2 separate regions of the Mus musculus genome follow, and region 2 is linked to region 1. The links are chromatin loops, found by intact Hi-C in ENCODE. Cell type or tissue: heart. All regions are shown on one strand.

Region 1 (8,000 bases):
AAGGGTTAAATGCTTTCTATTCTGTTTTCGTATTAAATGGTCAACTTATGAACAGCTGAGAAGAGTTTGGGACACCATGGGACACTTCCACAGATTAGTTGGTGATCAAAGGCAGATGGCTTTTTTTTCCTTTCTTTCTTTCTTTTTTTCATTTTTTTTTTATTATTTATGGAATTCCACTTGGTATTTTCAAAACATGTTTTGCAATATTTGGATATCCTCCAGTGGCTTACTTAATTCACATTTCCCCAAACACTCATCTAATTTGGAAGTCTGGTTACTTCTTTTTTGTGATTCTCACATGAATACTAAATTCTCTGTAAAGAATGGTCAGGGTTGTTTTTTTTTTTTTTTTTTTTTTTTTTTTTTTTACCCAACAAAATGAAATTAAAGAAAAAAATTTTTTTCATGGTAACTCAAAATTGATCTTAGAACATTTCAATTTGTGGGGCCTCAGGTTCTGCAACCTAGATAATGTAGCTGAGAAGGACACATTGCACAGGTGAGACGGTTCAGGAAGTAGTATTACATTCAATTAAGAAATAGCTAGCACTGTGAGGATGCCGACTGCTGATATTTCTCACAGTAGGGAACAGGCATGAACACTCTGGAGATTCTTCGCACGAAGAGAGGTGTTCAGAATAAATGGCAAGTTATGAGGTAAATGGGGTTGAGTTGCGTGATTTTATTCACCAAGAAGCTAAAAATTGGAGAAAAAAAATAGGGAGGTAAGAATCAAAAGAACAGAGAAAGAGGGGCTAAATGCTCATGAATAAAGTTGAAGTTTGCCGGGAACCAGGACTTCAAATCCCGGAATCAGTAAACTTCTCTGAGAAAAATAATGTTTAGGATAAAACTTCCCCTCCCTTATCTGAATGCCCCCATACTAAACTAGCAAAACAGAAAAAAGAACGCACAACAAAAGTTGACCCATGCCACACTAGCAGGAATAACCTACTTGCATTCATTCTCATTAGGAAGGAAAAAAAAACCTAATATAATAGTAACATGGTTTTGGTAGGAAGGACTATATGGAAGGAAAGTGAAAGATTTTTTTTCTTTTATACTTTTTATATTACAAAATATTTATGGAAACTAGAGTATGTTTAAAACGTAGATTGCTTATAAGACAGAGTTATGAATTGCTTCTCCAGTGACGGGAAGCGTGACGGGAGAGGTGTTTAGAATGAGTCTCAGGCATAAGTCAGTCATCAGCTCTCCATAATGAGTCACAGCGCCATGCACTTTGGAGTCCTAACTGACTGGAGTTTGAAATGCTAGCACTTTCACGTACCTTCAAAGAGACTTATCATTTATGAATGTGTGTGTGTGTTAACATGCCAGTTATTTATCTGGAGTACCAGAGCAACAGTCTATGCTGAATGTCGGCATTAAAAAGCTTTGAATAATACTTATAATTTTTGCTTAATACTCTCAATTATTTCATAAAAAGCTATTCATTTGAATACCTTTGGGGTAAAAGAGAGTAAATGAGCAAATTTAAGGTATGATAATATGTTTATTTGACTGAAACACTGCAGAAGAAACAGCTATAAGAAGTTCCCACACATACACACACACACACAGACAGACACACACACACACACAAATGAATGAGAAGCAAATAAAACTCAGTAGAATTGCTGGAAATTAGCAAAAGAAAGGAACGTAAGAGGTAACTGGGAAGAAACTGCCATAACCAATCTGCAAGCTGCCTTCCCAAAGACTGGATAGAGAAGTAGTGTGTTACAACCCTACAGGATGCCCACAGTCAGCTAGCTAGAGGGAAGCAGAGGCAGGGGAATGTCAAGTATCAATGCGGAGAGAATTCCCTCATGCACTCAACCATGCACCTGAGCCTGGGGGCCACTCTCGACACAGATGATTACTACCAGTGAATTGCATAAGCTTCTACAATGTGGTAGGTAAGCAGAGTGAGGCAAAATAAAAGAAGCTCTAAGGCTTAACAAGTATAACTGAATTCCCAGGTATCTTTTATAACTGTTGAAAATGAATAAACTTTAAAGACTCTTAACAATACTATGCAGACAACAGTATGTTTTAACCTGGCTAAAAGTACAATTAAAAACAAACAAATAAAAACCAAGCACTGAACAAAATAACAATAAAAGCAATAATCTAATTAAAAATGGGCAAATAACCAGAACAGACATTTCTCAACAGAGGATACACAAATGGCCAAAGTCTAAGCAAAAAGCATTCAACTAATCACTGAACATCCAGGAAATGAACATCTAACGCACACCGAGATACTGTCTCACCACAGGTAGAATGGCTCTGATGTATAAGACAAAAATCACTATGCATGGTGGTGCATGCTGGTGGTCTAGGGAGCCTGAGGGAGGAGAGAACCATAGGTTATATACTGTCTTAAAACAAAATTAACAATTATAATAAAACCAATATTGCAAAATATTAATATTGCAAAGGATGTTAAGTAAAGGGGACTCTCTTACACTATTTAGAGTAACCTCTGGGTATCTATGCAAAGGAGGGAAGTCAGTCTGGCAATGTGACAGCTCATCTATATGTTTACTACCGCACTACTCATAAGTAAGCTAGGCACAAACCTAGATGTATACCAATGAATGAATGACAAAACAAGTGTGCTCTCTTTCTCTCTCTCTCTCTCTCTCTCTCTCTGTCTCTCTGTCTCTCACACACACACATACACACACACACATACACACTCACACACATACATGCATGCACGTACTAGAATAGTACATAAAAATAAAGTTTTATCCACCCAGAAAGCTTTCAGCCCAAGGTTTGTCCTATCTACAAATAATGCTGACATGGGGGAGGGAGCAGAGAGTGAGGGGATGGGCAACCAATAACCAGCCCAACTTGAGACCCATCCCATGGGCAAGCACCAACCCCTAACACTATTAATGATACTGTGTTATGCTTGCAGACAGGATCACGTTGTCCTCTGAAAGGTTCTGCCCAGCAGTTGACTCCAACAGATATACACACCCACAGCCAACAGTGGATGGAGCTTGGGGACACTTAGGGAAGAATGGAAGGAAGGATGACAGGCCCTGAAGGGGATAAGAACTCTACAGGAAGACCAACACAGTCGACCAACCTGGACCCTTGGGGTTCACAGAGTCTGACCCACCAACCAAGGAACATAACAGGCTGGACCTAGGCCTCCCTGTACATATGTAGCAGATGTGCAGCTTGGCCTTCCTGTGGGTCCTAAACAACTGGAACACGCACTACCCCAAAAGCTGAATATATACCCCTGTCTGTGGGATATATTCTACTAGCTGGGCTGCCTTGTCTGGCCTCAGTGGGAGAGGAAGCATCTAGTCTTGCAAAAACTTGAATTGCAGGGGGTGGGGGTGGGGGGCGGGGAGAACCAGAGGGGCTCCCCACCCACTCAGAGATGAAGGGGAGGGGGAAGGGAGAATGATTGTGGGAGGGAGGTGAGTAGGGGGGTGGGTAGTGAGTGGGACATAAAGTGAATACATAAAAAACAAGTTAAATTAAAAACAACAACAAAGTTTAATCATTAGCAGCAAGATGGATATAACATTACACAAATGAAATGCCAGGCACAGGCATGGTGGCTCATGCCTACATACAGAATACTGAGGAGTAAGAAGCAGAATTATTGCCAGGGATTTGAGGCCAGGCTACGGATATTGTCTCAAAATATAATAAAATAAAAACTCATTGTAAATTAGCTATGTAAAGTATGTTACTCACATAGAAAACAAAACAAGACCTACATGGCCTAGCATCCAGTACAATGGCCATTAAAATCCCTGCACTGAGCTTAGCAAGGTGGAACGTAACTGTATAAACCAGCCAGTCGGGAGACTAACGAAGGACACTCGGTGTCTAAAGCCAGACTGATCTGCAAAATGGCTATATCATACGCACCTATCATATCTCTTATGGCAACTGTGAGAAAGAGAAACTAAAAAGAAACAGTGGGCCCATTCATATAACGGAACTCAACAAGCACTAACTCCTATTTTTCATAGTCTCCGGAGAACATACTTAGAACCCAAGAGTAGAACAGAGACAAAGAGCTTTCTGGTCGACAGAAACTGTAAATCCTTCTTTCTCATTTCCAAGATGCCTTATCTTCACTTTTAATATACCATACCTATAGGGACGCCTGTTCGACTAACCCTTAAATTCATATCATTCCTTATTTAAATAAGTGTCTATCGGGGGAGCAAATGTTTGGACAAATTTTTAAAACATTATTTGTTTAAAAAAAAAATCCGTACTCTAATTTGCCATTAGGGAAACACGAATTAATACACTTCCTGAAAAGTAAGTAAAATTACTAGAAAAATGATATCCAACTAAATACAGAGGTCAAATGGAACCAGCAGTAAGATTTTAATATAAGCATGTGTCCTATGTTACATGGGACATACTTATACTGCCTGACTGGTATCACAAGCTTTTCTTTGCTAAATCTAGCAATTCTACCTAACAGGGCAAACTGGACATTCTATAAATAAAATTTTGAGCTTGTATTTCTTTTAGATTGTTTTCTTGTATTGATAGGGAAATGTCTTATCTATGCCAATGTTCACTTAGACAACATTTCAGAAATTCTTCTTCCCTGACACATAATTTAGCCATGGCTCAATTTCCTGTGCCTGACTGAGTTGCTCAAGACGAGATCACGTGCAGCTCTGTACTGGCGGCAACACACAGGAACAGAACTTCCCATCGATCTGGCCACAGGCACAGACGTATGGCAGACTTTTGTTTTCACGTCTGGTAGAAACGGATGACACAGTTCCTCTGTTCCAGAGAACTGTTGCACAACTCCTAGATACTAATCTGGAAAGGAATCAAGTCATGTCATTTTTCACAGCCTCTAACCATCCCGGTCACCATCGCTAGAATACAGCGAGCTGGCCCCTGAGTGGCGATGGCAAGGTACCTCACTGTTACAAAGATATATTCATGCCATGGAAAATCTGTAGTGTGTAAGAGTAAGAGTCAGTGTAAGTACCAGCTCCAGCTGTGCAACGTCACAAAGAAAGGCTTAAGACATGGATGACTGCAGGTGTGCATTCCTACTGCGTCCATCAAGAAGCCCACAGGCAACAGGCCATCAATGACTGAGAAAAAAAGTTGGGGGGGGGGAACAAAAATACCGGGACAGAAGTGACTGGACAGAGCTGAAACAGGAAGAAGAAACGGGGCACCAGGGGAAGACAAGTCATGTGGACAACTGAAGGAAGTAGGGAGGCCAGAGAACCACACAGGACAAAGTCAAGCTGCATTACAATAACTCAGCCTCCAGGAGACAACTGTAGCTCAGAGTTCATCATAGTGTACAACATGAAAAACAGCAATTCACAGAAATATTATATAAACACTATAGAATCCTCTGAAACTTCTGATTTTTCTTCCATTTGTCCTGTCTTTTGTCTCTGATTCTTTCCCCTTCTGCTCTCCACCCCCCTCCTTCTTTCTTTCTTTTTTCCAGATTCTGGGTTTTGGTACTATATACTCCAGGTTGCCCTAGAATGATCTATATTCTACGCTTTGAATTGAGAGACCTGCCTGCCTCTGCCTCCCATGTGCTAGGATTAAAGTTGTGAGCCTCATGCCTGGTCTACTGGAAATGTTTTATGAATAGAAGTAAGAATAAACTATTGTTAACAGTTCCATACAATATTTCATGCAAAGCTCATATTTAATAAATACTACATAGTTGGGTTTTTTTAGGGGACCGAAAAGAAATTTGGCAATTAAATATGGGGCTCACTAATGAAAAAAAAATCTATTCAAAGATCATAGTCCACAATGTCAAGACTAAGAGTTGGGGATGACAGAGCAAGGGGGCAATACAATTCAACGAACATCGCTCACATGCACCATGTCTGCGATGAATAGCATCTCTGCTAATGGAACCATGCTAAGTGAGGTCTCAACACCTAACAGAAGACCTGGGAATACACACAAAGAATAGTGATGCCAGTGGGTAAATTACCAGCCACTGCTATGGTCCATTGGTAGGTCTAGGATGGGGTAAGTGTCCAGAGAGCCAAGGAAAGAAGGAAGGAGAGGTGGGGTTTCTGTGGTTCAAATAGACTTCTCATCCCCTGAGGGTTGGGGGAGAAAAATAGGATTGGAAAGCCCCAGACAGGACGGGATTTCCCATCAAATCAAACAACATAATTGTTGCCTATCTCAAAAGTCTTTTTCCTTCCTGTATGTAATGCAGGGAAGGCATTATTAAATTAAACCCTTGACTAATGGAGATGAGAAGGCACTTATGGGCAGCCATGACCTCACTTTCTCCTCTCACATTACATTCCATTTAATGCATATCTTGGCTTATAGATTGCTAACTGAAAAGGAGAAGGGAAAGAAAAATACTAACTACCACAGCACTTGACAAAGCAGCTACATGATTTCAATAGTGTTTTAATGCAACCAAAAACTATGTCATGCTTCTAAACATGGTAAAAATCTGATCTACGTAATTTTGTTAGAAATACATGTTGAATTAATATTACTGATTGTGGAATATATTAAAATAATGAAACACTTTTTTTTTGATTTATTATAGAGGTGGTCAGGTAAAAGAAGACTGGGCCTGTGTTAAGACAGATTAAGCATACATGAAATTAGCAGTAATTATACTTACCATTAGTCATCTCCAAAATAATGTTCTCATTTTATAATGTACTTTTTTCAGTGGGTTCATTACACTAATCTTCTTAACAGGCCCTTCCTCCATCAACTGCACTGAGGTAAAGTAAATTTCAATGCCACTGAAGTGGAGTGATTACATATTAGGAATTACAGCATCTATATTTATATGGCATCCCTATAGCTGAAAACTATTTCATTTTATGTTTGAAGCCAGCACCATCTCCCCAGGTTCTCATATCTATCATTCCATTTGTTACATTTGCAAGCACCCGGAGATGGGACAATTTCCTGCTGGCAGTTCTATGAGTTGCTTGATTCCATATACAATCACCAAACCCAGACACTTTTGTGGGTGCCAACAAGTGCTTACTGACAGAAGCCTGATAAAGCTGTCTACGGAGAGGCTCCACCAGTGCCTGACAAATACAGAAGTGGATCCTTGCAGCCTACCATTGGACTGAGCACAGGGTCCCCAATGAAGGAGCTAGAAAAAGGACCCAAGAAGCTGAAGGGGTTTGCATCCCCATAGGAGGAACAACAATATGAACTAACCAGTACCCCCAGAGCTCCCAGGGACTAAACCACCAACCAAAGATCACACATGGTGGAACTCATGGCTCCAGCTGCATATGTAGCAGAGGAAGGATGGCCTAGTCAGTCATCAATGGGAGGAGAGGCCCTTGGTCCTGTGAAGGTTCTACGCCCCCACCCCCAGTGTAGGGGAATGCCAGGGCCAGGAAGTGGGAGTGGGTAAGCTGTGAGGAGGGAGAGGGAAAAGGGGATAGGGGGTTTTTGGAGGGGAAACCAGGAAAGGGGACAACATTTGAAATGTTTATAAAGTAAATATCTAAAAAAAAAGAAAGAAAGAAAAGTTAACAATCTGAAGTCTAGAATTTATAGTAAATTACCTAAGTTGGTTATTATAACAAAATGAATAAACTTCCAGAGTTTATCTTTACACATTACCTCCTTATTTCCCAGAGTCAAGTCCATGGCAACAAAACTCACTTTCTGGGGGAAAAAGAAAAAAGAAAGAAAGAAACAGAGCAAAGTACAGAAAAAGGCAAGCAAGAATCTAAAATAGACAAGACGAGAACTTCACTTTACAGGAGAAAACCTTAAGTCCCACGTGGAACTTATATCTCCTCGTCTGAATAGGAGTCTTTACCACACTCACTGAGGGCGTGAATCAAGTGATGAGAAAGAAGGATTGATTTGGGGAAATTAGAATAACGCAAAAACCTTGTTAGGTGATCACACCATTGACCCCAGCAATTTTAGTTCTGTTTGGCAAATAATTTCCATCGTCTTCTAACCCACCTTCATGGGAG
Region 2 (8,000 bases), 300 kb after region 1:
TAACTGAGAAATCATTTATTTCCTGGCACTGGACACTTCTAGAGAGGGAGCATTGCGCTCCTCTAGGTGAAAGAGATTTCCCCCACTAAGCCATCTGGTAATCATTTCCACTAAAAGATAATTAGAAATCCTTTAGAAACAAAGAAATCCAATGCAAAGCCCTCTAATGCTCAGAGGGTGTCAGGTGTGCCCCTGGATGCGTGCAACTTGACTGCTACCAACAGGCCACAGATCTCAAAACGGACTTGGAAGCCTCTTTCAGACTCAGCACACACCACACATCCCACCCTTGACAACTTGTTTCTTTCTCAGGACTCCAAATCTGTCTTCTTTTTCAGATGTCGTGTTATTTGGGGGCCATGTGCTTCTAAGGGTGCTGCCCCTAGAAAGAAACTTGAGAACAACGTGACGCAGCTGGGAAAGGAGCTAGGGTTAATGAGGCAGACTATCCTACCTGAGTCGCTTCTGGAGAGGACCTAGATTATACACGATACTCGACCATTTTAGGATGATTAGGATGTCCAAGCTGTCATTCTAATCTTTCTAGCTTTGAAGTTTCAGGGAGACCTTGATAGCACCCTGCTATAACCCTATGATTTTAATTTAAAAGCTTGTCTGTCTCACCCAAACTCCTACTCAAGAATGAAAACGTTCCCAGGCTAGAGATCAACTTTGTGATAGCCAACAGACTTATTTACATAGGCTATGTATATTCAAAGTTATGTAGCTGCTTGTGAAATGAGCTGCTTCGACTATGTCATATTTGATGTCCTTTGCTTGCCCTATGGCCACCCTTAGCATATAACATCTGTTTCTAGTCTCTTTCTGCTATTACTGCAAATACCACTTCTGCTCAAGCCTGAGCTTGTATTACCAGACAAGCAGCAGAGAGGGAAGTTGAGATGATTTATACAGATTGTCAGCTTGATACACACTAGAATCACCTTGGAAACAAATATCTGGGCCTAGTAATTCAGGTAGAGAAAACTGCTCTAAATGCGGATGACACCATTCTAGAGTCTGGGGTCCCAGACTGTATGAAAGGGAGAAAGTTAGCTTGAGTTCCAGAGATCATCTCTTTCTGCTTCCCAAGTTTGGGTGCAATTTGATGATCTGCTTCCAGCTTCTGTCTCTGTCTTATCCTGGCAATGATGGCTTGTATGCATCTCCAACTGTGAGCTACAATAAGTCCTTCCTCTGTTAAGTTTCTGGTCAGATATTTTGTCTCAGCCATGAGGGGAAGGAACATCCAGCAAACTGATTAACAAGAAGTAGGACCATTGCTCCAATCAACCTGACCAAATGGTTATTAGAAGTTTGGATCTTGTGTTTGGAGGGACTATGGAAGAGTTTGGAATTTGGGGCTAGAAAAACCCTCTAATACTACATTCTGAACTAATGAACCATTCCCACGGGAACCTGGAAGCTAAAAAAAAAGCTGAAAGAAATGCAGACAATGGAGATCTGACACAACAAGGACTCACGGTGTTTATACTGCTTTCCCAGAAATGGGGAAAGGGCCGATGAATCTTCAGAAAGCCAGTGGAGCTGGCTAAATGACCCTCTCTGCTCCAACCTCTACTAGGAAAGGAACTTAAGAAAAATCAACCTGCTTTGTGCTCTTTTTTATTCTTTCTTTCTTCAGTCCCCCCTTACCACATAATATCTGTTCAGCTTCTTTGAAACATTATAGTTTATAGACTAAGAAAGCACCCAGAGTCACAGGTACTCTGGGGACATGTGTCGAACTGTCTTACTTAGTCACTTAGCATTGCTCTCCTGACATCTGCCACCTAGAACATTGCTTTTTTTTTTTTTTTTAAGTCTTCTTTGATTAATCTGTTTGATAATGTTTCTTCATTGAGTTATACTCACGGTGTACTCTCTTTGTGTGTGTGCATACATATGTTCACTTGTGTGTGTCTAGACCATAAGTTAACCTCGAGTATCTTCCTGGATTGCTCGCCACCATACTTGTTGATGCATGGTCTCTTGGTCAATCTGGAACTCACTAATTTGGCTAGACTTGGCTGGCCAGGAAATGCCAGGGTTCTTCCTGCCTCTTTTCCCCAGTACTGGGATTACAAGCCACCTCCAGCTTTTTACGTAGGTGTTTGGGGATTCAAATGGAGATCTTTCCCAACTGAGCCACACCCTAGGCCTCTAACATTCTTGTACTTTTCTGCATATGTGCTAAACTCCAATAAAGAAGCTTACTTAAACCTCTTCAAATCAATCTTGAGTGGACAAAACCACTTAAAGTGGAACAAGTACCAGCAATAGGCGGCTTTACTATAGCTCCTAAGTTGAGGAGCACACACACATGAGGGGGCTTCTTTATGCCACCCAGGATGGAGCTTAGAGAACAGAAGGTGACTGGTCCTGCATGTGCTGGAGGGCTGAAGCGGAACAGGCCCTTCTTAAGGGCTCCCAGCTGCATAGAAAGGACATTCGTTGGCTGTGCACCCTGAGATTTGACAGTGTACCTCATTTATTTCTGTTTTTTTAATTTAGATTTAACATGTTTTGCGAGTTAGAGACGGATCTGGAATCTTTTGGAAATCAAGAGAACATGATGGAGTACCGAGCTCTGATGTCCAGTGAGAGCTCTTGCATTTCCTGAATCCTTAAATACCGTTGAGGGCAGTAACACGTGCCTCAGACTCTTTGGATCTTTCTGTTCACTAAATGCTCCCTCTCAGAATGTGTCTAAGCTCAATAGAAATCGAAACCTTCCCACTTGAATTTTTTTTTCTAAGTTTCCTACTGGTGCCTTAGGAATTGATTTAGAAACCCTAAAGCCGCTGTCCCCATAAGTCTAGGCACAGATAGGTTATCTATGCCTTGGTTGAAAAACCTCTGCCTAACCTGGGGAAACCTTTTTTTTTTTCTTATTGTTATTTATGATGGAGAAGACTTGAGGAAAGGTCACCTTCAGATGCCTTTCTTCACATCTAACATGAGGCATAACAGCTGCGTTCTGTGAAATAAGCAACTTCTCCAAACAACCGCTCTTACTCGTCATTAAAAATTTCACAGGGAGGTGAAAACCAACAACAAAAAACAAAACAAAAAAACCCAAAACCTCTCCTTTATAGTTAAAAATGGGTTACCCGAATCTGCAGACCATCCATTTTGGCATATGGTACTATTATGTAATCCAAAGGTAGGAAGGCTCAGCCCAGTGATTTACAGAGGAGATTGTAAGAATTTCCTCACAGGCTGAAGCTTTTTTGATGAGTTAAAAAAAAAAAAAAGAATTTTGCTCACAGCGGCAAGCCTGTCACCTAATCCTGAATGCATTGTTTTAAAAGTTATTTTTTTAAAGCCCAGTTACTTCATGCACAATAGTTTTGACGTTTTATCGGCATGCAATTAAAGATCCTTTGTCTAAAGTTCTACTCTAAATTCTTGAGCAGATAGGAGCTCAGCTTTTCAAAACTGAAATCCTTTGACAACCACCGCAGCCCACACGGGAGGAGCCAGCAGTGTTGTGCTGCCCTCTGTTGGGCTATTGCAGAAACGCGTGCGTGCAGAGTTGGCCTAGGGCTGTCTCCAGGAATAATCTGGTAGTCTGTTAAAATAGAGTTCTTTTCACAGAAAAGCCCGAGAAGCACAACAAACTAAGCAATGAGGGAGAAATGTAGAGATTAAATTTGTGGAGACTCATTTGGTGGATGCCATAGACTAAATAAATGTCTGCTCAAAACTTGCTCTTTTTATGAGTGATCGTTTGGAAGACAAGACGGGCTGACAATAAAGACTTTCCTTCATTTTCTTGACAGCAGTGTGAGGACTGATCAAAGCAAAAAGAAAGAGTCTTTGAGGCCAGCCTGTTCTACAGAGTGAGCTCCAGGACAGCCAGGGCTACACAGAGAAACCCTGTCTTGAAAAAAACAAAACAAAACAAAACAAAAAAAGAGGAGGAGGAGGAGGAAGAGGAGGAGGAGGAAGAAGAAGAAGAAGAAGAAGAAGAAGAAGAAGAAGAAGAAGAAGAAGAAGAAGAAGAAGAAGAAGAAGAAGAAAGAGAAGAAGAAGAAGACACAAAAGTCTGACACTCATGCTATTACAGTATGTTTACAGACAAGAGCCTGGCATGGCTGTCCTCTGAGAGGCCGTACCAGCAGCTGACTGAGACAGAAGCAGATACTTACAGTCAAGTGCCCTCAATTCTGCCAGGCATGACTGTTGTGCGAAGGGCAGTTCTGGAAAGGCCTGGTTCTAAATATCTTGTTCCTTCAAGTGGAAGTCTCTGTGACTGAACATTTATTTCATGTCAGCTACTGCAGACAGTCTAAAATTTGGTGGCAGGTAATGGCCTCTCCACATTGAAGAAGTATCCTGTCTACTGAAGAAGCCCCAAGGAATACAGTTATATACAAGCAATATGCATTACAGCTTGAAGCAGGTTGAAGCATGCACAAACCCATCCACATGAAATAAATGAAAGGATATTAATTTCCTTGTGCTTTCAAATCAGAAATTCCTACTGGAAAGGCCTATTAGAGTCATATAGGAGTCCTTTCCTCAATTACCTGGTTTGTTGTTTGTTTTGTTTTGTTTTTGCAGAAAAACTAGCATCTTATTCTCACTTTTATAAGCTCATGTGTTAACTGAGATGGGGAATGTTAAGGTGGGGACAACACAAAAGCCATTATTGACTCTATGAATAGGAAGGAACCTTGGGGATCCCCTAGTGGCAAACTGTTATTTAACACTTGAAAATGTGGACTGGAGGTGTAGCTCAGCACTTCAGTACATGCCTAGCACACACAAGGCTCTAGGTACACACCTAACACAATACACAGAACAAAATAAAAACAAACAGAGGCAGAAGACTTCATCCAGATCATGACTGTGGTAGAGCCAGAATCCCAGGCCTTTTGCCCAGCTGACTTTCCCCCCTGTTGCTACTTCAAATTTACTACAATATTAACCCCTTTCCAGCGGCTCCAGGTATCACACCCAGGTCTGTTACCCAAACCCTAGCTCATTTTCAACACGTGGAGGACCTGTGCCACAACCCCTCCAGTGGGGCCACGTCAGAACAACAAGTAAACTTCTGATAAGCGTTAGGGAGAGCAGACACTTGGCCACTGACATCACAGGTTCCCTAAGGTCTAATCCTATGTTTGTCCTCTGCCTACTGGAGGACCTTTCCTCTGTCCTTCACCTACCCATGGTCTGTGTTTATTTTCAATGGTAGTCTCCTCGGTGAATGTCATTGCATGCTTCCCATGCTTTAAGGAAACTTAGTTTTGAAATCTATATAATAAATCGCTGCCATTGCCCCTTAATGTTTGTTAAGGTTTTAGGGACAATGTTTCTATAGGATCTTCAAATAAATCTGTTCCTAAAAAATATCAACTTGCACTACTTAGAAATAGGCCCATGCTTTTGTCAAGCATCTAAGGATCTGTAGTGAAATATGTGGGGCTGCAGAGATGGCTCAGTGGGTAAGAGCACTGACTGCTCTTCTGAAGGTCCTGAGTTCAAATCCCAGCAACCACATGGTGGCTCACAACCACCCGTAATGAGATCTGACACCCTCTTCTGGTGTGTCTGAAGCCAGCTACGGTGTACTTACACATAATAAATAAATAAATAAATCTTTTTAAAAAATATGTGCACCATTTAGAAAAGGTCTTTTTTTTTATAAGTAAAAATGATCTGTTGCAATGCTAATGGGGATTCATTTCTGATTCCAACATATAGTTTCTAAATACATTTTCCTCCCAGAGGTCCATGTTCATAATGGTTATATAACTTGTTTTCCCAGAGACACCTCCACAGCGCCGTTGCAAACGTGGTTAAGTCCACAGTTCTTAGACAGGTAAATATTCTCTTGCCCTCTGCTGGCAACATTGAAACCTCTCTGAGAACATGCCAACTAGACATCCATGTGGATCTCGGATATATACTTTATCCTGCTGGTTTTGGGGTCTGTCTAGCAAATGCCTACTTGACAATGTGTATACCAGGCATGAAAATCTCTCTGTAGCGCCCACTTCTTATCAAGACATCAATAAGCCAGGAGTTCAGTTTCATTAAGAAAGTTGTCACCCAGTGCACTGGGAGTGTCGTTCTGCATCGGTTTGTCATTGATTTGCGTTATTCACGTTCAGCACCGTCAGCTGAATACAAACCAAACGAGACCATAGCCAGAGGAACTAGGGCCTAACAGCTCCCTGGTCTTCCTTGGGTGAGATCCCCCTGAGCTTGTCCTGCCTTGCCAGGCATCCCTAGCCTATTCACAGTGGTCAAGGCAGAGCACACACACTTAGTTAAGGCCAGTAAGACTACCCCTTCTCTGTGGGGCAAGTTGGAGGACTGAAGTTCACACAGTCCCAGATTCATCCTGACACTGCTGGTGTTGATTCCACATGCAGGTATGGAAGTTTTGCTCACACCTCCTCTCTCCGCTTGAGCGATTCCTGACAATCTAGCGTCTGGAGGAAGTTCTGCAGCAACTGCTTCTCTTGGATTTTGATTTGGAGCTCCATTGAAAGCTGAAGTAAACTCAGTTCAGTTGGCCCTTCACGTCCGTAGGTACAGTTGGAGCCAATTGTAGAAGAAAGTGTTTTTGAGAACAGCTCCATGTATGCTGACATGTGCAGATGTTTTTCTTGTTGTAATACACTCTTTTACAATGCATTAGGTATTACAGATAATGTACATGTGATTCAAAGTAGATGGTCTGCACATTTTACTATTTGCCATTATTTTATATGAGGGAGTTGAGCACTCAAAAATTGTGATGTCTCCCAGGGATTAGACCACCAACCAAGGAGTGTACAGGGAGGGATCCACAGCTCCAGATACATATGTAGCAGAGGATGGCCTCATCTGACATCAGTGGGAGGGGAAGCCCTTGGTTCAGGGGAAGTTTGATGCCATAGCATAGGGGGATGCTGGAGCAGTGGGGCGGGAGAGTGTGGGTGGGTGGGGGAGCACTCTCACAGAGGCAAAGGGCAGGGGTGGGGGAGGGTGGATGTGGGATAGGGGGTTTGTGAAAAGGCAACCGGGAAAGTGGGATAGCATTTGAGATGTAAACAAATGGAATGATTAATAAAAAAAGAAAAAAGAAAAAAATTGTGATGTTCTGGGCCATGGAATCAGTCCCCTATGGATACTTATGAGTGATTATATTATTCTACCTCCTACTTATGCTAATGATACATGATTTGTTTGTTTGATTATTTATTTTTAGTTCTTGTTCCCTGGCATCATTTTGTACTTTTGCTAGAGGTGGGTTATGTTGGATCAGGTTAGGTGGTTATGGTTATTATTGTGTGTTCAACAGATGCTCTGTTGGTTTTCTATTTTGTTGTTGTTGTTGTTGTGTCAGTCAGTGAGGACAGGAAAAGATTGAGGGCATGTCTAGGTGAGCAAGAGACAATGGGCGAGGCAGTGTACTGCACAGTGACACTGAGGTAATACTTGAGGTTTGTGGGACTAAGATTAAAGTAAGATGAGTCACCGAGATGGCCAGCTTTCCTCCGGGTGTGTCCAGCTGCTTCCTGCTGTAGTTCTCTAAGTGAGTACAGAAGAAGGTGCGAAACAGACACAGAGAGGAGTCTGATTCCACGGGTGACACACAAAGTAGCCTGTGTGACTGGACAAGGGGCTGCACTACATATCAATCTAAGTACCACATGAGAGTGTTCAGGAACTCCCCTAAAAAGGAGGATAAGAGACCAAAGATGTGAACTAGTTGTTCAGAGAAGAACAACACAATTTAAATGGTGGCCCTAGCCAGGCATGGTGTTGCATGTCTTTAATCCCAGTACACTGGAAGCAGTAACAGGCATATGTCTAAATTCAAGGCTAACCTGGTCTACAGATAGCCAGGGCTACAAAGAGAAATCCCACTCCCCTCTCTAAAAAATGACCCTCAAATATCTGAAAAGCTATTTAACATTGATTATGTTTGTAGAGACATAAATTTTAAAAATTATAAACATTTCATTTTGTTTGGTTTTTTGTTGTTGTTGTTGTTG

Evidence for each region. Hi-C counts contacts between places; a loop is a spot of excess contacts. Peaks named below come from ENCODE experiments on the same cell type or tissue, not always from the same donor. Only the 100,000 strongest peaks of a DNase experiment are listed, where the experiment ranks them.
Region 2: a loop joins it to region 1, with 2.2 times the contacts of the local background. A loop is called at or near these places in 2 of 42 quality-filtered maps.

The regions. Positions count from the first base shown.
Region 1 is chr12:40,556,041-40,564,040 of GRCm38, reverse strand. All of the region lies in intron 1 of Dock4 (dedicator of cytokinesis 4), which reads right to left. Among named protein-coding and RNA genes, the nearest start is that of Dock4, 110 kb to the right of the region's middle. In heart, no CTCF peak of the experiment used is centred here; a DNase peak (open chromatin) is centred at 4,720.
Region 2 is chr12:40,252,921-40,260,920 of GRCm38, reverse strand. No RefSeq gene overlaps it. Among named protein-coding and RNA genes, the nearest start is that of Gm40403, 8.8 kb to the right of the region's middle. In heart, a CTCF peak has its summit at 4,684; a DNase peak (open chromatin) is centred at 3,510.